Regions from separate parts of the Homo sapiens genome. Here region 1 is linked to region 2. The links are chromatin loops, found by intact Hi-C in ENCODE. Cell type or tissue: heart right ventricle. All regions are shown on one strand. Each heading gives the region's core, and the rest is flanking DNA. Links, peaks and the distances in the headings are about the cores only.

Region 1 (5,366 bases), core at 299-5,298, 64 kb after region 2:
GATTCCTCAAGGGGTCTTAGTTCTGACTCATCTGCAGGACAGATAGACCATTGTCTACAGTGAAACCACTGGCCCTGTTTCTTTTGTCTCCCTCTTAGGAGAGAGTTTGCCTCTTGAAGGAGTTTGGTGTACAGGTGTGAGGGTCCCATAAAGACACTTAGGAAAACTAGGCCTTGGCCGGTCACGGTGGTTCACACCTGTAATCCCAGCACTTTGGGAGGCCAAGGTGGGCGGATCATGAGGTCAGGAGTTCAAGACCAGCCCGGCCAACTTGGGGAAACTCCATCTCTACTAAAAACACAAAAAAATTAGCCGGGTGTGGCAGCGGGTGCCTGTAATCCCAGCTACTCAGGAGGCTGAGGCAGGAGAATCGCTTGAACCTGGGAGGCGGAGGTTGCAGTGAGCTGAGATCACACCACTGCACTCCAGCCTGGGTGGCAGAGTGAGACTCCGTCTCAAAAAAAAAAAAAAAGAAAGAAAGAAAAGAAAAGAAAACTAGGCCTGATAGGAGAGAAAATAGGAGGGCCGGGTGCGGTGGCTCATGCCTGTAACCCAGCACTTTGGGAGGCTGAGATGGGCAGATCACCTGAGGTCAGGAGTTCAAGACCAGCCTGACCAACATGGAGAAACCCCATCTCTACTAAAATACAAAAATTAGCCAGGTGTGGTGGCGGACGCCTCTAATTCCAGCTACTTGGGAGGCTGAGGCAGGAGAATCGCTTGAACCCAGGAGGCAGAGGTTGCAGTGAGCCAAGATAGCGCCACTGCACTCCAGCCTGGGCAACAGAGTGAGACTCCATCTCAAAAAAAAAAAAAAAAAGAGAGAGAAAACAGGAATGTCTCAGCCATGATCTGATTTCATCTGTCTCCTCTTCCTTGAAGGGTAGCTGGAGCCTCTCATGTGCTTGGTCATATGATCCTGGGCAGTAGTAACTTACAACAAACTTGTATGGAGCATTACCAGGAGCTAGTCATCTGTTAAGCATTTTGCATACCCTGTTTTGTGTAATCCTCACCACCCCTTTTAAGAAGATTTTTTTTTTTAAGACAGAGTTTCGCTCTTGTTGCCCAGGCTGGAGTGCAATGGCGCGATCTCAGCTCACCGCAATCTCCGCCTCCCGGGTTCAAGCGATTCTCCTGCCTCAGCCTCCCTAGTAGCTGGGATTACAGTCATGTGCCACCATGCCCGGCTAATTTTTGTATTTTAGTAGAGACAGGGTTTCTCCATGTTGGTCAGGCTGGTCTCAAACTCCCGACCTCAGGTGATCTGCCTGCCTTGGCCTTCCAAAGTGCTGGGATTACAGGTGTGAGCCACCGTGCCCGGCCTGATTTTTTTTTTTTTTTTTAAGACAGAGTCTCACTCTGTTGCCCAGGCTAGAATGCAGTAGTGTGATCTTGGCTCCCTGCAGCCTCGACCTTCCAGGCTCAGGTGAACTTCCCACCTCAGCCTCCTGAGTAGCTGGGACTACAGGAATGTGCCACCACATCCAGCTAATTTTTTGTATTTTTGTAGTAACCAGGTTTTGCCATGTTTCCCAGGCTGGTCTTGAACTCCTGGGCTCAAGCAATCGGCCCATCTCGGCCTCTCAAAATGCTGGGATTACAGGTGTGAGCCATGGTGCCCGAGTGATTTTTTATTTATTTTTTTTGACACAGGGTCTCACTCTGTCACCCAGGCTGCAGTGCAGTGATTTGTCACAGCTGACTGCAGCCTCGACCTCCCCAGGCTCAGGTGATCCTCCCACCTCAGCCTCCCGAGTAGTTGAGACTACAGGCAGCGTCACCAAGCCCAGCTAATTTTTTTTTTCGAGACAAAGTTTCGCTCTTGTTGCCCAGGCTGGAGTGCAATGGCACCATCTTGACTCACCACAACCTCCGCCTCCCGGGTTCAAGTGATTCTCCTGCCTCAGCATCCCGAGTAGCTGGGATTATAGGTGCCTGCTACCACGCCTAGCTAAATTTTATATTTTTAGTAGAGCTGGGATTACAGTCGTGAGCCACAGTGCCCAGCCCCAACTTTGATATAAATACCTGAAATCAGAGGATATGTTTTGATGGTTAGAAGGTAGTGCTTGCTTCTTAGTACCAATAGAGCTGGCTGGGTCCACCTGTTCTTTGCGCTGGTCTCAGTTTACCTAGATTGAGCAGGTACTACTTTTTCTGTCTGCAAGTCTGTGTGTGCCCTGCCCTCTAGCGGTACTGGGGTTACACTGCAGCAGTGACCTTGAGTGTACCTAATTTTACCTCTTGAAATTCTCCTTTCCTCCCGAGAATAGAGATGTCCTAGCAATATTGGGAACTGGCGCACTGGGATTCCTGGGGCCTCAAACCCTGGCCCAATCTGAGCCCTAGGGCAGTAGTTTTCAAATTTTAGGGCATAATTCTTTTTTTTTTTTTTTTCTTGATACGGAGTCTGACTCTGTCGCCCAGGCTGGAGTGCTGTGGCACGATCTCGGCTCACTGCAACCTTCACCGCCCAGGTTCAAGCAATTCTCCTGCCTCAGCCTCCCGAGTACCTGGGATTACAGGCGCCTGGCTAACTTTTGTATTTTTAGTAGAGATGGGGTTTCACCATGTTGGCCAGGCTGGTCTCAAATTCCTGACCTCAGATGATCCGCCCGCCTCCGCCTCCCAAAGTGCTGGAATTACAGGCGTGAGCCACCATGCCCGGCCCTTTAGGGCATAATTCTAATTCAGGAGTCTGGAGTGAGATACAGCTATCTAAATGTTTAACAAGTACGCGAGGTAATTCTGATGCAGCAACCTTCAGGCTATGTCTTGAGAAGTAACGTCTGTAACAGCTCTCTTCCGGAATTTCCCTCTCACTGCCCCCAGTAAGCGTGTTCCCTGAATCCCAATGCAAGCACCTTTGGGCTCTGGGGAATCTCAGACCAAATTAGCCGCTCCCCTTGGCCAGCCTCAGTATTGGGTTTCCGGGAGGTCATGTCTTGGATAGTCAGGGACAGAGGCTGCAGCTGCCCCACCAGTCAGCCCATGTTGAGCGGGGTCAGCTCTTGCTAATCCGGCAGGGAGAAAAGTAGTGCACCAGCTGCGGACCAGTGTGGCAGGTACTATGCTAGGTGTTTTCTAATTAAATCTACGCTAGGTGTTTTCTAATTAAATCTACGCTAGGTGTTTTCTAATTAAATCTATGCTAGGTGTTTTCTAATTAAATTTGTTTTTCGTTTTTTTCTGAGATGGAGTCACATTCTGTCACCTAGGCTGGAGTGCAGTGGCGCCATCTTGGCTCACTGCAACCTCTGCCTCGGCCTCCTGAGTAGCTGGGACCACAGATACCACCACACCTGGCTAATGTTTTGTATTTTGGGTAGAGCTAGAGTTTCATCATGTTGCCCAGGCTGGTCTCGAACTCCTGAGCTCAAGCAATCTGCCTGCCTCAGCCTCCCAAAGTGCTACAATTACAGGTGTGAGCCACCTCGCCAGGCCATTTTTTAATTTTTTTTTTTTTTAAAGAGGGTCTTGCCACGTTGCCCAGGCTGGTCTTGAACTCTTGGGCTCAAAGTGATCCACCTGCTTCGGCCTCCCAAAGTGCTGGGATTACAGGTATGAGCCACTGTGCCTGGCCACATTTTTAATTTTTTTTTTTTTTTCTTTTTTTGAGACGGAGTCTTGCTCTGTCACCCAGGCTGGAGTGCAGTGGCCCAATCTTGGCTCACTGCAAAGCTCCGCCTCCTGGGTTCACGCCACTCTCCTGCCTCAGCCTCCCAAGTAGCTGGGCACTACAGGCGCCCGCCACCACGCCCGGCTAATTGTTTGTATGTTTATTAGAGACGGGGTTTCACAGTGTTAGCCAGGATGTTCTCCATCTCCTGACCTCGTGATCCGCCTGCCTCAGCCTCCCAAAGTGCTGGGATTACAGGCATGAGCCACCGCGCCCGGGCACATTTTTAACTTTTAAAATATTTTTAAATGTTGAAATCCCTACAACAAGGCTTGAATTCCTTATTCACCGTATGTTGTAGATGAGGGGAAATTATCGGTAACAAGTTCACAGCTAGTAAGAGCTGGAATTTGAATCTAAGTGTGCCTAACACAGTAGTTCTCAGTTGGAGGAGATTTTGGCCCCTAGGAGACATTTGGTAACGTCTGGAGATACTTTTGGTTGTCAAAACTGGGAGCTGGGGGTGGGTGGGTGTTGCCACTGACATCTAGGACAGAGGCCAGGGACCACGTGGATGTCCTATTGTGCACCCGGTAGCCCTCCCACAAGAAATTATTCTACTTAAAATGCCAGTGGGTGCTGAGGTGGCGAAACCCTGGACTCGAAGCCTGTGCTTTTGACCTAGGGGGTGGGGTCAGTGTTCAGAACAAAATGGAAAAGGGTCACCCCAAGGGCCGTGAGTGGGAAAGGGATGGGATTTCTATGCTCAGGATAATGGAGAATAGGGGCCACTGGTGAGGCTTCACTTCCTTCCATGCTTGGCCAGGGCCCTGCTCAATTTCTCCACGCCTTGCCAAGTCAGTCCTAGGACTTCACACTAAGCTTGTCCTGGAGTGACCCTGACTCCCAACTCAGGATCGAGGCAAAATATTTACCTGGGTCTTCCCAGCACTTCCCAGCCAAAGACGCTGGCTTCTGGGGCCAACGTGTCCCACCTGCAGTCCTTGAGCAATTAGGACCCTTGCTATGGGGGGTGGCCATGTGGGCAGGGCACCGCCAAAAGCCAAAAATGGAGCGGCCCAGGGACCAGGTGGCAGCTGAGAACAGTTAGAAGTGGAGTGAATGCGGCCGGGCGCGGTGGCTCACACGCCTATAATCCTAGCACTTTGGGAGACCGAGGCGGGTGGATCACCTGAGGTGAGGAGTTCGAGACCAGCCTGGCCCACATGGCAAAACACCATCTCTACTAAAAATACAAAAATTAGCTGGGAGTGGTAGCGCACGCCTGTAATCCCAGCTACTCAGGAGGCTGAAGGAGGAGAATCGCTTGAACCCGGGAGGTGGAGGTTGCAGTGAGCCGAGATCGCGCCACTGCACTCCAGCCTGGGCAACAGAGCGAGACTCTGTCTCAAAAACAGAAAAAAAAAAAATAAATAAGGAGGTGGAGTAAATGGGCAAAAGCAGGAGGATCCCATCAGCAGACACCTGTCCATGGAGGAATAGGGCAACTTGAGTAGGAAGTAGGGGGCGGCTGGCCTGAGAAGCAGCGTTCTGAACCCCAAGTTTGCTTCCCATAGCCATTCCTCCTCCCCAGGCTTGGTCCTCGGGTTCACTGTACCCTCCCCAGCGCCAGCCACCATTCTGGACCTCCCCAGTACTGGCCTTCCCCTAGACCAGGGAGGGTCTAGACCACAGAGTCTGAATTTACTGTGCTAACAGGAAATACCTCTCTTTCCAAGCCCAG
Region 2 (5,366 bases), core at 187-5,186:
CCTGTCCAGCTTGTCAAACTGAGGCACACAGGATGGCTGCAGGGCCCAGGTGGGAAGCATTCTGTTGCAACAGTTGCGGAGCGCCCATGCAGGTAATTCTCTCTTCTGTCTCCTCCACTTTTCCTGGAGGTCAGTTTTCCACCCCAAGGGTGATCAGTGTTTAGGAGGAAGCCATCAGGGACTTGTAAGTGCTGAGACCAGTAATATCACCTCCATTTTAGCCAGTCATCCCCATACACTAGTTCCCCTCCAGAGAAACCACAGGGAAAGGTTCAATTTAGTAATGTTTCCTTTATAAAGGACAGAAGATCCCATCTGAACTGGTTTGGGATCTGGGGGAGACTGGGAATTTATTTGCTGAAGTCAGTCATTGAAAAGTCCCAGGATAGGCTGGGCACAGTGACACATGCCTATTATCCCAGCACTTTGGGAGGCTGAGGTGGACAGATCACTTGGAGGCCAGGGGTTCAAGACCAGCCTGGGCAACATAGCAAGACCCTGTCTCTACCAAAAAAAATGTTATGAGAAAAATTCCAGGATAAGGCTGCTTAAGATACAGCTTGATCCAGGGGCTTTCTGTCCACCCCTCTCAGCTTCATTTTCTCTGTGTTAGCCCATCCTCAGATAGACTTCCCTCTTACGATGCAGGATGGCTGCCAGCAGCCCAGCCTGCGGATTTCCTGCCAAGGAGGATAAGAGCACATGCCACTCAAACAGCAGCCTGGGCAGAGATGTTACTGTGTTTCATTGACCTGAGAACTGTGGCTGGAGGAAAATTAGACATAGTTTTCCTCCAGCCATTTGGGCCAGAGGAAGGAGCCATATGTGAGCCACATGCCACACCCTCAGCTGTAGGGCAAGGGCCATGGGACTGAGGGTGAGAGGGATCCTTATGAGAAACTGGGTTGGGTTGCTGTTGCCAAATGAGAAAATAGATATCGGCCTTTGAAACACAGCAGATGTCCACCTCGGAGGTTTCCCCTCTGCCACAAGTGCCGTATTCTTCTTAGGGGAGTCATGAGTGAAAGGCAGAGCCGGTTGTGTTAGAAAGCTAAACTTGGAGACCCAAGGTCAAATGTAGGACGATCGCACCTAGCACCTTTTTCTATTAGTTTTTTTTTTTTTCTTTTTTTTTTTTGAGATGGGGTCTTGCCCTGTCATCCAGGCTGAAGTGAGTGCAGTGGCACGATCTCTGCTTACCACAGCCTCAACCTCCCAGACTCAAGCAATTCTCCTGCCTCAGCCTCCCCAGTAGCTGGGATTACAGGCATGCACCACCATGCCCAGCTAATCTTTGTATTTTTAGTAGAGACGAGTTGGCCATGTTCTCCATGTTGGCCAGGCTGGTCTCGATCTCCTGGCCTCAAGCGACCTACCTGCCTCGACCACCCAAAGCGCTGGGATTACAGGCGTGAGCCACCACGCCCAGCCTTTCTATTGGTTTTCTTTTTTTTTTTTTTTTCTTTTTCTTTTGTGAGACAGAGTCTCTCTCATGTCACCCAGGCTGGAGTGCAGTGGTGCAATCTCGGCTCACTGCAAGCTCCACCTCCCGGGTTCACGCCATTCTCCTGCCTCAGCCTCCCGAGTAGGTGAGACTACAGGCGCCCGCCACCACCATGCCCGGCTAATTTTTTGTATTTTTAGTAGAGACGGGGTTTCACCGTGTTAGCCAGGATGGTCTCGATCTCCTGACCTCATGGATCCACCCGCCTCGCCCTCCCAAAGTGCTGGGATTACAGGCGTGAGCCACCGCACCTGGCCTTCTATTGGTTTTCTGAGGACTTTTTCATAACTACTAGAAATGTTTGTCATCAAGGCCGGGCACGGTGGCTCACGCCTGTAATCCCAGCACTTTGGGAGGCTGAGGCGAGCGGATCATGAGGTCAGAAAATCGAGACCATCCTGGCTTACACGGTGAAACCCCGTCTCTACTAAAAAAAAAAAATAAATAACACACACAAAAATTTAGCCGGGCTTGGTGGTGGGCACCTGTAGTCCCAGCTACTCGGGAGACTGAGGCAGGAGAATGGCGTGAACCCGGGAGGCGGAGCTTGGAGTGAGCCGAGATCGCACCACTGCACTCCAGCCTGGAGACCGAGCGAGACTCCATCTCAAAAAAAAGAAATGTTTGTCATCTAAAGTCCTGGCCCCAAAAAGCGACAAGAGGGGCTATAGAAGTGGAAAGAAATTGTGCACTGTACCAGTTCTGTTCCAAAAATGAAATCTCAGGTGGGATCAGCTACTGCTGATACACTTCATTAGAATTGCCGCCATTGCCGCCATCAAACAAAATTCGCTCAGACTTTCGTCACGATGTATTGTTACAGGAGTCTCTTTCCCCCATGAGGTAAGAAACTATGGAGCAGTCCTGTAATGTAAGCACAGGCGGTGTTGATAACTGACCCTGGCATTGGAATAAAGAGAAAACTGACTTCCACAGGGAGATGACGTGCTGCGCTGTGGCAGCAGATCTTGTGCAGAATCCGCCGTCAGCAGGGACCACCTGGTCTCTCGGTTACAGGACCTACAGCAGCAGGTCAGAGTGGCCCAGAAGCTTCTCAGAGATGGTGAACTAGGTGAGACTGGCTCCCTGCTTTGGTCCTCCAGCCCCTTCCCTTTTATTTGTTCTGATACCGTTTTGGACTCAGGGATACTCAGTACTGATGGGAGAATTGGATGTAATTATCCCCATGCCAGCCACAAGATGGCTATATAGGCCAGTGAGTCCAAACCCTGACCAGCTTTGTTACTGTGGGGCCCTTGAAAAGGGGCCAGGTGATTTCAGCTGTTGTTTTCTTCTGCATCTGATTGCTAAGTTGAAGTACCCCTGCCAACTAACGGGTCATCGCTGACATCCGTGAGCTGTGTGCAGTTCCAGAAGTTGAGTGTCATTTATTTTAATTCCAGGGCCTAGTGATGTAACTTCCTAGAAGGGCGGTTCTTCCCTCCTCAGAGCTAGTCTCTGCTAGAGAGCAGTGGGGCGTGAGCCCAGCTGATAGGAGTGTCTTGCTTTTGTCTGAGACTTGCGGAGCTCCCCATTGCCCTTGAAAACCCTGCCTTAGAGCTTGACATCATGGGATTTTTATTTACCCTGCTTTATGAAAGTTGACCTTTAGCTTAGATTTCAGGGTCAAGAGAAATCATGGCCGTACGTGAAAGGTAGAGTTGGTCGAGTTGGGAAGTTAATGTTGAAAATACAGTGTAAATGTGGGGAGGCCTCCCCTAGCGCCTTTCTCCACTGACAGAGAAAACAGAAGAAAACAGCAGCTTTATTGGAACAGACATTGTGCGTTGGTGACAACCCAGGGAGGCCAGGGGGAATTTCCACATTCAGCCCAGCTGATTCAGAGGATTTGAGACCTGGATTCTCATTCCTAGGACTGGGCTTCTGTCTATAGTGAGACGTCTTTCCTCTGCATTGACAGAGCGAGCTGTTCAGCGGCTGTCGGGGTGCCAGCGTGACGCCGAGAGCTTCCTGTGGGCAGAGCACGCCGTGGTGGGAGAGATCGCGGATGGCCTGGCCCGGGCCTGTGCTGCCTTAGGTACAGCATGAGCCTTCACGTTCTGCGTCGGGAACAGTCTGCTGTGGGCACTTCGCCGTGGCCCCGGCCTTGTCTGCCTGGTTACCCCCCGCTCTGTAAACTGAGGGTGCTCCCCCTCTCGTTCCATTTCCTCCCCCTGAAAATATGCATCCACAGTTGACAGTGGTTCTTTTCTGGAACAAGATTTTTCTCTTCTCACAGGAGACTGGCAAAAGTCAGCCACCCATCTACAGAGGAGTCTCTACGTGGTGGAGGTTCGCCACGGGCCGTCCAGTGTTGAAATGGGCCATGAGCTCTTCAAATTGGCCCAGATCTTTTTCAACGGGTGAGTCCCTTTCCCACTTCACAGGGCACACACTGTTCCTTTCCTAGGCTCTTCTGGGTATTACTTTTTTTCTATGGTGTTTTTAAAAGCATGTTGAAACTTCTTTATTTCCTCTTTAGGAGAGATCTTTGCCTTCTGTTTTGCTAACAAACATAACGCTTTAGAATTTCCTCCTGGGAGGCGGAGCTTGCAGTGAGCCAAGATCGCGCCACTGCACTGTAGCCTGGGCGACAGAGCGAGACTCCATCTCAAAAAAAAAAAAAAAAAGAATTTCCTCCTGGGAGATATGGGGAAAGCTTTTAGATCTCAAGTGAGTTTCCCAGAGAGAACTTGGCCAGGCAGCCCCACCCACCCTCCAGTATAGCTCTCCTTCTGGTTGTTCTCTGGTTCGTCACAGCCCCTTTGGCTGTCTCATTCCCAGCACTCTCAGCTCCAGGCTCTCTGCCTTCTCCCTACTCTGCATCCTCTTCCTTTTAAAGCGTTTGCTTGAACCAGGGCTGATTTTACCCCCAGACAACATGTGGCATTGCCTGGAGACTTTTTTTTTTTTTTTTTTGAGAAGGGGTCTTGCTGTCTTGCCCAGGCTGGAGTACAGTGGCTCGGTCACAGCTCACTGCTTCCTGCAACTCCTGGGCTCAAGCGATCTCTGGAGACATTTTGGATTGTCATGACTTGGAAGGGGGGTGCTGCTGGCATCTATTCGAAAGAGGCCAGAGGTGCTGCTAAGCATCCTCCCGGGTACAAGACAGTGCCCCCCCCACCAACCCCAGCAAAGAAGGAGCCAGCAACAGTGTCAATAGTGTCAGGGTCGAGAAACCCTGCTTTTTTGCTGCTGTTGTTTGTTTTTTGTTTTAAATCCCCTGTTCTACTTTGAAGGTTAAAAGGAAAGAACAGCACGCTGATGAGCTGATGCCAAATCCACTTTTGCTACTGAGACCATTTAGGGCCCAATTTCAGGATTTCCGGGTGGAACCTCCAACCCTGGTAAAGCTGCCCTTGGTGTATGTGGCTATGAGAAAGTGCTTAAAGCTTCAACCTAAGGCTGTGCTGAGTGGGCCTGGTACCCAAGACACAGAGACATTCTGTTTGGTCAGAGAGAGAGAAAAGGGCTGCAGAGTTAGGTCAGAGGTCAGCCCTAAGATGGTCACCCTAAAATGAAAACTGCTATGTAAACCTGTGGTAAATACCAGATGAAAACTTTGAGGCCGGGTGTGGTAGCTCACGCCTGTAATCCAGCTGCCCAGGAGGTTGAGGCAGGAGAATCACTTGAACCCGGGAGGCGGAGGTTGCAGTGAGCCGAGGTCGCACAAATACCTGGGCGACAAGAGTGAAACTCTTGTCTCAAAAAAAAAAAAAAAAGCTTTGAGATTTGCCTCGTGTTCTCAGGATCCTGGCGTCTATACTATCTTTTATAACTGTTTTCTCACACTTTTGTTTTGCAGCGTGTTTGTGACAGTGTCTTACTTACTGTTCTAGATTGTAGGATCCTTGATGACAGA

Evidence for each region. A loop is a pair of places that touch in the nucleus more often than their neighbours do. Peaks named below come from ENCODE experiments on the same cell type or tissue, not always from the same donor. Only the 100,000 strongest peaks of a DNase experiment are listed, where the experiment ranks them.
Region 1: a loop joins it to region 2, with 7 times the contacts of the local background. A loop is called at or near these places in 102 of 110 quality-filtered maps.

The regions. Positions count from the first base shown.
Region 1 is chr17:1,717,802-1,723,167 of GRCh38, reverse strand. It overlaps a transcript of WDR81 not described here. Among named protein-coding and RNA genes, the nearest start is that of WDR81, 4.2 kb to the left of the region's middle. In heart right ventricle, for the core only: CTCF peaks have their summits at 1,986 and 2,191 (motif pointing left); a DNase peak (open chromatin) is centred at 2,177; H3K4me3 peaks cover 377 bases; H3K27ac peaks cover 4,141 bases.
Region 2 is chr17:1,781,536-1,786,901 of GRCh38, reverse strand. It overlaps SMYD4 (SET and MYND domain containing 4), which reads left to right. Exons shown (of 11, transcript NM_052928.3): 7 at 1-92; 8 at 2,441-2,576; 9 at 3,426-3,542; 10 at 3,744-3,867. Among named protein-coding and RNA genes, the nearest start is that of SERPINF1, 22 kb to the right of the region's middle. RefSeq lists an enhancer at 2,753-3,047. In heart right ventricle, for the core only: CTCF peaks have their summits at 2,497 and 2,696 (motif pointing right); DNase peaks (open chromatin) are centred at 2,871, 3,491, 3,801, 4,171 and 1 weaker place; H3K4me3 peaks cover 1,239 bases; H3K27ac peaks cover 5,000 bases.